Regions from separate parts of the Homo sapiens genome. Here region 2 is linked to region 1. A link is a contact called in ENCODE Hi-C or POLR2A ChIA-PET data. All regions are on one chromosome and are shown on one strand. Each heading gives the region's core, a stretch centred on a gene start or an enhancer-like site at or near the end of the contact. The rest is flanking DNA. Distances are from core to core; before and after follow the strand shown. Region 1 holds the start of CIAO2B (cytosolic iron-sulfur assembly component 2B). Region 2 overlaps LOC124903714 (a long non-coding RNA gene).

Region 1 (5,810 bases), core at 1,288-3,787:
AAGTGCTGGGATAACAGGTGTGAGCCACTGTGCCTGGCCCAAAATATTTTAAAAGGTAGCCATCTGTGAGGCCAGGCAGATCTTCCTGCTGGGCTCCTGGTGAACTCTAGAATGTGGTCAAGGGCAGGCACGGGAGGAAGCCCTGCAGCAGTGCACCATGGGGCGGGGGGAGTATGGACTCCACCTGCGCAAATTAAATTGGGGAAGGGTTGGAAGAGACAGATCATACACTTAGGAGAGTTTCGGGTGAGAGGACCAAAGGCCGAAACACTCCCCCAGCTTCTGATAAGGGCCTGGAGAAGCCTGGCAGGCACACAGAGCCTTCACCTTTGCCCTGGAAGCCAAGTTGTGCCCTTGCCCAGGATGAGGTAAATGGCATGAGGGACACCACGAGCTCTTTGGTTCTTGTTTCTGGAGACAGATTTTTGCTTTTTCACCCAGGCTGGAGTGCAGTAGTGGGATGAAGGCTCACTGCAGCCTCAACCTCCCCTACTAAAGTGATCTCCCACCTCAGCCTCCCAAGTAGCTGGGACTACAGGTCACAGACCACCACAGCCCACTAATTTCTTTCAATTTTTTGTACACTCCGAGTCTCACTATGTTGTCCAGGCTGGCCTCCAACTCCTGGGCACAAGCGATACTCTCCCTTGGCCTTCTAAAGTGGTGGGATTAAAGGAGTGAGCCAATCGCACCCAGCCACTGTGGCCTCTTAGATCTGCTTTAGGATTTGGCGCCTGGGGGCTTCTGTTCCCCAAGGACCACTATCCTTGTCTGAGGCCCCTTTGGAGGGCTCAGGGCATCCCCCCTGGCCAAGGACGCCACACACTGAGAGCCAGATGCTGCCAGAAGCTATTACTGTTATTACCGGCCGGCAGCACCCGCTACAGCCACAATCATAAGAGGGAAATGGACTGAATCCCCACACCCCAATCCCTCACCCACTCCGACCCCAGGCTGCCTACCCGGCCTGGCATGTCCCGGCGCTCCTGGGGCCCCTGTACTCCGCTGGTTCCTTGCCGTGGTGTCCCCCAGCCCGACCCTTTCTGTGCTTCTAGGAGCCCACCTTGGGCGGCGGGGAGGCGTTGCGTGGGGCTCACGAGTTCCACGCTGTCATCTCCACCAGCTCCTACCTCCCAGGCGCCTGCCCTCCCGCACTGTCAGGTTCTGCCTCCGCAGCATTTGGCAGATCTGAGCCCGGTCCCTGTCGCCCCTCCGAGGGAGCCTCACCCTGGCCCCGGACAAGAAGCAGCAGAAGCCCACAGGCCACCGCGCTCAGCCGCGCACGAAGTCTGTGCAGCCGCATGGTCGGCTCGCTGGTCTCGGTTCGCTGCCGGCGGACACGCTGCTGTTCACCCAGAGGCTGCCCCGGGTCTGTCCAGCAGTGGATCAGTGCCTTGCCCAGCCTTGGAGTTTGGACTGGGCAGGGAGTCAGCGGGGTGCGCTGGCTTGGGCCGGGAAAGGTGGGTGTGGTAGGAGAGCGGGACTGAGCAGTCATAGGTGGGTGGGGATCTAGTGGTAGGCAGGCCCGGGCACGGCCACTTTCCTTTGCCCGGGCTCCTTTGGCATCCTCGGAAGGGGCTGTGCCATTCCTGCAGCCCTTCCGCGATCCAGGGAATCCTCTCTTCAAACCTGTCCTTGTCCACAGGCCCGATGAGCGCGCTGGGGGATCGATAGGAGGGGGCAATAAACTAGAATTGGAGACCCCAGGAGGGCTTCTCTGAGGATGTGCACGTTCAGGATCCCCCAGATGGAGAAATGGGAAGGAACTTGATCGGGGTGAAGGAACCGCTTGAGCAAAGGCAGGAAGGAGTGTCGGCGCCCTTCATTCTGGAAGTTCCTCCTTGCTTTCAGGACTCAGTTTCCTGGGTTCCCCTTCACGGCCCCTCATCTCCTTACAGTCCAGGGTCTGAGGGTCTCCGCGGTCCCCTCCCTACTCAGTCACGCCATTCTTTTGAAACGTACACGTGACCGCGGCACTTCTTAAGGAGCGCCCCCCTTTTCCTCGGTGGCTTTCAGTTTCCTCACCTCCCGCGGAGACCACGGCCATGGTCATTTATCCACTTGACAAACATTTCACGAGCCCCTGCCGGTCCAAGCTGTGGGGACGCCGTACTCCCGGGCCTATGGTGCAGCAGGGGAGGCAGGCGCGTCACCGGGAGGTCCCGAGACACTAGGATCCCTGCCAGGCCAGAGGCGACCAACCGTCCTGGATACGGGAGCTCCCGGCCAGCCTGACTTCCAGGAGGAAGCGGTGTGGGGATTACCTCCGACCGCCTTTAGTGCCCCCTGAGACCTGGTTCTGGCCTCTACGTTTCAGCCCGCTACTGGCTCGCACGACCCAGCGCCGCCGTGGTCCCTTCTCAGCGCCTTCTGCTCCAGCGACCATCATGTTCCCGGGTCCGAGCAGCCAGGGCCGCGGTCACCGCTTCTCTCGCACCTCAGGCCGAGAACCCACAACGCGGCGTGTCCCTCGCGCGACTCCGTCGCCACGCCACGCCCCCTTCCCGTTCTCCGGAAGTGCGCGGGTTGGAGCGGAAGCGCACGCCTGCTAGGATCAGCGGTGGTGGTTCCGCGATGGTAGGCGGCGGCGGGGTCGGCGGCGGCCTCCTGGAGAATGCCAACCCCCTCATCTACCAGCGCTCTGGGGAGCGGCCTGTGACGGCAGGCGAGGAGGACGAGCAGGTTCCCGACAGCATCGACGCACGCGAGATCTTCGATATCCGCCGCTGCTGGGCGCGGGCGGGTTCCGGGGGCTTGCGGTGGGGGGAGCAGTGATATCGAGCAGCTGGTGGAGCCGCATCCCAGCAGGGCGTTCCTGGCAGAGGGTTCTAAGTGGGCAAGGGCGCAGAGTCCCTTTTCCTTCACTTCCCACATCTGATTCGCTCCATCAATGACCCGGAGCATCCACTGACGCTAGAGGAGTTGAACGTAGTAGAGCAGGTGCGGGTTCAGGTGAGTCACTTCCGAGGGGAGCGAGTTGTTCCAGAGAGTCAGAAAGGTTTCTGTGCAGCAGGAGCTGGCGTGCTCTATGCTCACGAACACCGAAGGGTATCTTTGGGGAGGGAGATTGTTGTGCCTATTTTATGGGTGTTGAAACTGAGGCCCATAGAAGTTGGATGATTTGCCCAAAACAACAAACTAAGAAGAGGGACCTTGGGCTGAGGGTGGTTGACTCTTGACATCTCTCCTCCACAACCAGGTTAGCGACCCCGAGAGTACAGTGGCTGTGGCTTTCACACCAACCATTCCGCACTGCAGCATGGCCACCCTTATTGGTCTGTCCATCAAGGTCAAGCTTCTGCGCTCCCTTCCTCAGCGTTTCAAGGTCAGTTGGAGCTGAGCCCCGGGAGTGAGACCAGGCATTGAGGGTCTACTGCTGAGGATGGGGACTGGGAGAGCATGAACATGGATAGGACATCAGAGTGGGGCCTGGAAGGATCCCCATTAGCAGAGAGGAAACTGGGAGGAAGCTTTCCAAGTCGATGTGACAAGAATAAAGATCTGAGCTGGAAAGTGGAGAAAAGTATTGAAGAGTGTGGCAGGAAGGGCAGTAGGGAGCGGCAGATGGGTTTGGACCAGGGGTGGGGCACAGGCAGGCCTTTAAATCAACAGTAGTGGGCCAGTTCTTTGGATAGAATTGGAATAGCTAGGGCCGGGCGCGGTGGCTCACGCCTGTAATCCCAGCACTTTGGGAGGCTGAGGCGGGTGGATCATCTGAGGTTAGGAGTTGGAGACCAGCCTGGCCAACATGGTGAAATCTCATCTCTACTAAAAATACAAAAATTAGTGGGGCGTGGTGGTGTGTGCCTGTGGTCCCAGCTACACGGGTGGCTGAGGAAGGAGAATCAAATTGAACCTGGGAGACAGAGGTTGCAGTGAGCCGAGATTGCGCTGCTGCACTCCAGCCTGGGCAACAGAGCAAGACTCAGTCTTGGAAAAAAAAAAAGAATTGGAATACCTGTGGATGGGTTTGGGGTGTAACGGAAGGGCCAGAGTCCAAAGGCATGATTAGGAGGAAGGATCAGCTGGAGATGGTGCCTGAGGGTCTGGGGGCTGCAGGGAAAAGTGTGGGTCGGTGGGTGGGTGTTCAGGCCCTGGTTATCTCCCTCCCAGATGGACGTGCACATTACTCCGGGGACCCATGCCTCAGAGCATGCAGGTAAGTGTGGACTGGTGGTGAGGGTGTTGGCCCGGGCACCCCCTAAGCAGTCTGAGGCTTCCCCCTTGCACAGGAGTCTATGGGCAAGACTGGAGATGGGTAACTGTGTGAGTGAAATTGCCAGAGACTCCTCAGTATGGGTTATAGCCTAGACCGAAGCTGGCCTGAGAAGACTCTCCTTTGCTTACCATGTCCTCTTCTCCCAAATCCCCTCTCACCAAATATACAGGACCAGAGTGTGTCAGGCTTCAGCAGCGCAGGAGGCAGCCAGGGGGAGGGATCCTAAGAAGGCAGATTAGGTGGGCTCAGGTGGTTGAAGTAGCCTGATCAATATGTGGGGTCCTGGGAAGGAGGTGACAGGAGGGCTCTGTTGCTGCGGGGGACATATCCTATATAGAGGTTCAGAGGTAGGGCTGGCTAGCACTCTGGCCAGAGCCTAGCTTTGACTCTGCCTTCCCCACACCCTTCTTCCCACCTAGTGAACAAGCAACTTGCAGATAAGGAGCGGGTGGCAGCTGCCCTGGAGAACACCCACCTCTTGGAGGTTGTGAATCAGTGCCTGTCAGCCCGCTCCTGAGCCTGGCCTTTGACCCCTCAGCCTGCATACTGGTATCCTGGTCCCAGCTCCTGCCAGGGCTGTTACCGTTGTTTTCTTGAATCACTCACAATGAGAAACTAACATTTTGCTTTTTGTAATAAAGTTAATTTATATTCAGTTCCCAGCATGCCTTGGTGTCTTTCATCTTGGTGGAGTCATTTGGAGTTTGAGGGGGGGATGGTGGTAGTAAGTGCCTCTAAAGGGTGGTGTACTTGCAACTTTTCGTAAAATAAAATCAAAATGGAAAGAGTAGTGTACGAATGTGCCTGTATGCTCACCACCACCAGTAGAGTCAACAGTTGTTGACATATTGCAACACTGGCCATATTTATGTGTGCATATATAAATATCAGTAAGTAAGCTGCAGAGACTTGACTCTTCACTTTGAAGTACTGCAGCTCCTATAGTCAATATAAGCCTGTATAGCCACAATACTTTTATCTGATCAGAAAATGAACAGTTCCTCAACACCATCTAATACCCAGGCATATCTGGATTTCCCTAATGTGTCATCATAGTTGTTTTTGTTTTGTTTTTGAGACAAGGTCTTACCCTGTTGCCCAGGCCCAGGTGCAGTGGCAAGATTGTAGCTCACTGCAGCCTCCAACTCCTGGGTTCAAGCAATCCTCCAGCCTTGGCCTCCCAAGTAGCTTGGATTACAGGCATACACCACCATTCCTGGCCAAATTTTTTTTTCTTTGAGGGGACACAGTCTTGCTCTGTTGCCCAGGCTGGAATACAGTGGCACAATTATACCTTTCTGCAGCCTTGACCTCCTGGGCTCAAGCGATCCTCCCACTTCAGCCTCCCGAATAGTTGGGACTACAGGCATGCACCACCGTGCCTGGCTAATTTTTAATTTTCTTGTAGAGACAGGGTCTCCTAGGTTGCCCAGGCCGGACTCTAGCTCCTGGGCTTAAGTGATCTTCCTGCCTCATCCTCCCAAAATGTTGGGATTACAGGTATGAGCCACCCCAACCAGCCCAATCAAAAGAATATTTATTTATTTATTTATTTATTTATTTTTATTTTTTATTTTTGGGGGTAGAGATG
Region 2 (5,990 bases), core at 3,401-5,900, 4.9 Mb before region 1:
GGAGTGCAGTGGCACAGTCTTGGCTTACTGCAACCTCTGCCTCCCGAGTAGCTGGGATTACAGGTGCGCGACACCATGCCCAGTTAATTTTTGTATTTTTAGTGGAGACGGGGTTTCACCATGTTGGCCAGGCTGGTCTGGAACTCCTGACTTCAGATATCTGCCCTCCTCTACTTCCCACCAGTGATCTTTTTTCTTTCAGAATGATGACTGGAAGAATGATTTCCTTCCTTCATTGGTTCCTGGTAATTATAGAGAATGCTGGTAGAAGTTGGAGTTGTTTAGTATTCACTGAAGATATATATATATATATATATATATATATATATATATATATATATTTTTTTTTTTTTTTTTTTTTTTTTTTTTTTGAGATGGAGTCTTGCTCTGTTGCCCAGGCTGGAGTGCAGTGGCGTGATCTCAGCTCACTGCAACATCCACCTCCCAGGTTCAAGCGATTCTCCTACCTCAGCCTCCCAAGTAGCTGGGATTACAGTTGTGTGCCACAACCCCCGGGTATTTTTTGTATTTTTAGTAGAAACGTGGTTTCGCCATGTTGGCCAGGCTGGTCTGAACTCTTGGCTTCAAGTGACCCTCCCACATTGGCTTCTCAAATTGCTGGGATTACAGGTGTGAGCCACCACACCTGGCCTCATTGAAGATATTTGAGTTGTTATAAGACTATTTATTTTGTCCAAGTACTGTTTCTCACGCCTATAATCCCAGCACTTTGGGAGGTCAAGGAGAGATAATTGCTTGAGTCCAGGAGTTCATGACCAGCCTGGGCAACATGGTGAGACCCCATCTCTATAAAAGAATTAAAAAACAAAAATAGCTGGGCATGGTGGTGCACGCCTGTATTCCTAGCTACTTCGGAGGCTAACGTGGGAGGATGGCTTGATCCCAGGAGGTTGAAGCTGCAGTGAGCCATGATTATGACATTGCATTCCCGTCTGGGCAATGAAGTGAAACTCCCTTTCAAGAAAAAAAGAAAAGAAAAAATAAATAATATATATAAATTTCTTTAGCACTTAGTATGTGCGCAACAAATATTAGTTTCCATTATTTCTTATCTTCTAGTGGACTAAATGTTAGTGATTCTGTGAGACTGGAGAGGCTAGAAAAGAAGGCCAAAATATTATTATTTTTTGGTTTCTTGCGTAACTAGCTTTTGTTTGTTTTTATTTTTTATTTTTTGAGACAGGGTCTTACTCTGTCGCCCAGGCTGGAGTACAGTGGCTTGATCACTGCTCACTGCAGTCTTTACCTCCCCCAGCTCAGGTGATCCTCCCATCTCAGCCTCCTGAGTAGCTGGGACTACAGGCAGGCATCAACACACCTGGTTAATTTCCTCCCTCCCTCCCTTCCTTCCTTCTTTCCTTCCTTCCTCTCTCTCTCTCTCTCTCTCTCTCTCTCTCTCTCTCTCTGTCTTTCTTTCTTCCTTTCGAGATGGAATCTCGCTCTGTCGCCCAGGCTGGAGTGCAGTGGCACTATCTCGGCTCACTGCAACTTCTGACTCCCAGATTCAGGAGATTCTCCTGCCTCAGCCTCCCAAGTAGCTGGGACTACAGGTGCATGCCAACACGCCTGGCTAATTTTTTGTATTTTTAGTAGAGACGGGGTTTCACCGTGTTAGCCAGGATGGTCTCAATCTTCTGACCTCGTGATCTGCCCTCCTCAGCCTCCCAAAGTGATGGATTACAGGCGTGAGCCACTGCATCTGGACTTTTTTTTTTTTTTTTTTGAGACGGAGTTTCACTCTTGTTGCCCAGGCTGGAGTGTAATGGCACGATCTCTGCTCACTGCAGCCTCTGCCTCCCGAGTTCAACCGATTCTCCTGCCTCAGCCTCCCGAGTAACTGGGATTACAGGCATGCACCACCACGCCTGGCTAATTTTTGTATTTTTAGTAGAGACAGGGTTTCACCATGTTGGCCAGGCTGGTCTCGAACTCCTGACCTCAGGTGATCTGCCCACCTCAGCCTCCCAAAGTGCTGGGATTACAGGCATAAGCCACCACGCCTGGCTTCTTTAGTATTTTTTGTAGAGACAGGGTTTCGCCATGTTGCCCAGGCTGGTCTTGAACTCCTGGACTCAAGCAATCCTCCCACCTCAGCCTCCCGAAGTGTTAGGATTATTGGCATGAGCCACCACACCTGGCCCATTTTTCCTTTTTCTTTTTCTTTTTTTTTTTGAGACGGAGTCTCCCTCTGTACCCCAGGCTGGAGTGCAATGGTGCGCGATCTCCGCTCACTGCAAGTTCCGCCTCCCGGGTTCACACCATTCTCCTGCCTCAGCCTCCCGAGTAGCTGGGACTACAGGCACCCGCCACCACGCCCGGCTAATTTTTTTTTTGCATTTTTAGTGGAGACGGGGTTTCACCGTGTTAGCCAGGATGGTGTTGATCTCCTGACCTTGTGATCCACCCGCCTTGGCCTCCCAAAGTGCTGGGATTAGGGGTATGAGCCACCGCGCCCGGCCCCATTTTTCTTTTCAATATACTTTATTTTTAAGTTTCGTTTTAGGCTCATACCCAAAAGCCAAATTAATTTTTAGATGTAATTATTGGTTATGCAAAATTTTTGGTTCAGAATTCTCTTTTACATATCCGGGGGAGTTTACATTCCTCCTTTTGCATATGAGAAGGTGATACCTATAAACCAATGACTCTTTAAAAACCCGGTTTGGGGCCGGGCGCGGTGGCTCACGCCTGTAATCCCAGCATTTTGGGAGGCCATGGCGGGCGGATCAGGAGGACAGGAGTTGGAGACCAGCCTGACCAACATGGTGAAACCCTGTCTCTACTAAAAATACAAAAAAATTAGCCAGGCGTGGTGGCACGCGCCTGTAATCCCAGCTACTCAGGAGGCTGAGACAGGAGAATAGCTTGAACCCGGGAGGCAGAGGTTGCAGTGAGCCGAGATTGCAACACTGCACTCCAGCCTGTGTGCCAGAGCGAGACTCCATCTCAAAAAAAAAAAAAAAAAAAAAAAAAAATCAGTTTCATTTTGAATGCTTCATTCTAAGATTTTCCACTCCTCATAAAAGACAAGTTTATTTAAAGAATATGGAGTTAGAGAGAAGATCTTTAGGTCCAGGGCCAGCGACCCGCTTGCATAGCAAACTGCTTGCCTCTCCTTAGAAGTAAGACACCTCACTCTTGGCACATACTTGGGTCCTAGACCATCAGCTGGCATGTGTGGACGGCTTGGCGAAGGAGTTTGTTGTTCCCTGAGTTGGCCTCCAGGGACTGGCTGCCCCAGTTACTGCAGATGTCTTAACACTTCTTGGACGTCCCAGGCTAATTTTAAAGCAACTCATAGAACTGATTTTGGAAGAACAAGTATGAGACTTTGCAATGAAAGGAAAACAAAACAATTTACTATAGATTTTTCTAGACAAATGACGGTGCCCACATTTATACATATTTTCGAGATGAGGTTTCACTATGCTGTCCTAGCTGGTCTCAAACTCCTGGGCTCAAGGGTTTTTCCTGCCTCATCCTCCTGAGTAGCTGGTACTACATGTATGAGCCACTGCTCCTGGCTTAATGGTGTCCATATTAAGGAAATAAAATTACTTGAGTAGAAAACAATGGGTCAGAAATCCTGCTTTGTTTCTAGATGGTGCATTCTCTTCTAGTGACCTTAATTTTGTCATTCCTAACAGGAGAATGGCACCATTTCCTCAATTTGGAATTTAAGTTGATTGCAGTCTCATACCTGGTAAAGTTTTTCCCTCCAAAAGTGCCAAAATAATACAGAATAATTTACAAGTCAAGAAAAACTACTCTAAGAAAAAGAAAATATTGTAACATAAAGCATCTCAGGTGGCACTTTGGGCTGCCTCTTTTTTTTTTTTTTTTTTTTTTTGAGATGGAGTCTCACTCTATTGCCCAGGCTGGAGTGCAGTGGTACAGTCTCGGCTCACTGCAACCTCCACCTCCCGGTTTCAGGTGATTATCCTGGCTCAGCCTCCCAAGTAGCTGGGATTACCGGTGCCTGCAACCACGCCTGGCTAATTTTTGTATTTTTAGAAGAGACAGGGTTTCGCCATGTGGGCCAGGCTGGTCTTGAACTCCTGACCTCAGGTGATCCACCTGCCTTGGCTTCCCAAAGTGCTGGATTACAGACACGAGCCACCGCGCCCGGCCTAGGGCTGCCTCTTTAAAAAAAAAAAATTCTGAAACAAAGAAGAAGGTTGGCAGAAGCTAATGTCCTCCGGGCTTTGGTCTTTACTCTTCTACATATAGCAGAATTCCTAATGCTCTTGGTAAGAGGTCAAAGAGTGTATGGAGTTGGCTGTTGGAATTTTAATTTTTACATCCTTTCTGGCTTTTGTCATAAGTTAAAGATGAATTCCTAAACTCTTGTCTCAGGCCAGCATACATCGTGATTAGGGACTGTGCTTTAAAAGAATTGTGAAAATGCTTTTTGTGAAAACATTACAGAAACAGCAGACAGACTAATTTCTCTCTGTCTTTCAGTCTTATTTATAGATTCGTGTGACTCAAAGGATAACAAAACAGGCCAGTGGAGCCGCCTCTTTGACTCACGTCATTGTATTTCTTACACGGCTGTGCCCCTCTTCACTCTCCTTTCTCGGCTGAGATCTCTGGCACGTGGAGAGGCAGGAAGGGTTCTTTGTGAAAGATGCTAACTGCATTTCTTCAGAGAGAGCTTTCCCCATCTGCTCTAAAGGTCACATGGGCTTCAGCTGCTGATACTGACCGAATCATTTAAGAAACTCACTGTGCCGGATGAGGTGGCTCAAGTCTGTAATCCTAGCACTTTGGGAGGCTGAGGTGGGAGGATCACGAGGTCAGGAGTTCGAGACCAGCCTGGCCAACATGATGAAACCCCATCTCTACTAAAAATACAAAAATTAGCTGGGTGCAGTGGCATACCCCTGTAGTCCTAGCTACTCAGGAGGCTGAGGCAGGAGAATCACTTGAATCCAGGAGGTGGAGGTTGCAGTCAGCCGAGATTGTGTCACTGCACTCCAGCCTGGGCAACATAGCGAGACCCTTTTTTTTTTGTCTCCAAAAAAAAAAAAAAAAAAAAAGAAAGAAAGAAACTCACTGCATCCTAAGCCCAAACAAGACAGTTCCCCTCTAGTACCCCAGATTCCACCAGATACTATGTATTCCAAAAGCCATCTTTCACTGCTCTAGCTCCCAGCAACCTCTCCTTCTTCTGCTCCTTCTGAACTAGAACTTCAGCGACCTCTCCGTTTTCTTCTCTTTCTGAACTAGGACTTATCTGCTGAATGATATCACTGGCTTATTTTATATTTTTGGATTTTTAAAAAATCTCGTTTTCCTCAATGAGATTGTAATTATCTGAAGGATAGGGGCAGTCTCTTTTGTTATGTCTATTACAGATTCTGGTGCACCCAGGACAGTGTGGCATAGGGGAAATAATCAGGTAGCCTGTTTGAATGATTACTATATGGGCTAGAAGACAAATCCAGAGATGGAAGGACTACATTTGAGTCTGGCCTCTACTGTATGAAAGTGTGACCGATCATTTAATCTCTCTGAGCCTCTCCTCCCCTCCCCTCCTCCTTTTGTTTCTCTCTCTCTCTCACTCTTTCTTTTTTTAATATATTTTTTGAGACAGAGTCCTATTCTGCCACTCAGACTGGAGTGCAGTGGTGCAATCATTGCTCACTGCAGCCTTACCTTTCTGGTGTCAAAAAATCCTGCCTTAGCCTTCTGAGTAGCTGGGACTACAGGCACATGCCATGATGTCCAACTAATTAATTTTTTTTTTTTTGAGACAGCATCTCACTTTGTCACCTAGGATGGAATGCAGTGGCGCGATCTTGGCTCACTGCAACCTCTGTCTCATGGGTTCAAGCAATTCTCCTGCCTCAGCCTCCTGAGTAGCTGGGATTACTGGTGCGTGCCACCATGCCCGGCTAATTTTTGTGTTTTTAGTAGAGACAAGGTTTCACCATGTTGGCCAGGCTGGTCTCGAACTCCTGACC

The links. A loop is a pair of places that touch in the nucleus more often than their neighbours do. ChIA-PET counts read pairs that join two places held with the same protein, here RNA polymerase II (POLR2A). Pooled maps may share reads with other maps.
Region 2: a loop to region 1 is called in a pooled map, with 4 times the contacts of the local background. The contact joins the enhancer-like site here to the promoter of CIAO2B in region 1. A Hi-C loop is called at or near these places in 2 of 50 pooled maps. POLR2A ChIA-PET finds 5 or more read pairs at or near these places in 2 of 52 experiments (K562 and activated T-cell).

The regions. Positions count from the first base shown.
Region 1 is chr16:66,931,129-66,936,938 of GRCh38, reverse strand. CIAO2B (cytosolic iron-sulfur assembly component 2B) reads left to right here and starts at 2,537. Exons shown (of 5, transcript NM_016062.4): 1 at 2,537-2,716; 2 at 2,873-2,952; 3 at 3,200-3,325; 4 at 4,114-4,159; 5 at 4,639-4,874. The coding sequence starts at 2,575. The coding sequence ends at 4,736. CES2 (carboxylesterase 2) reads right to left here and starts at 1,423. Exons shown (of 12, transcript NM_001365405.1): 1 at 1,228-1,423. The coding sequence starts at 1,303. RefSeq lists enhancers at 1,201-1,813, 2,652-2,851, 2,882-2,931.
Region 2 is chr16:71,815,396-71,821,385 of GRCh38, reverse strand. LOC124903714 (a long non-coding RNA gene) reads right to left here. Exons shown (of 2, transcript XR_007065110.1): 2 at 3,028-3,324. Among named protein-coding and RNA genes, the nearest start is that of AP1G1, 9.6 kb to the right of the region's middle. RefSeq lists an enhancer at 3,039-3,088. Within about 2 kb of position 4,650, at least 23 of the 41 ENCODE cell types and tissues checked have a DNase peak (open chromatin) inside an H3K27ac peak, as active enhancers do.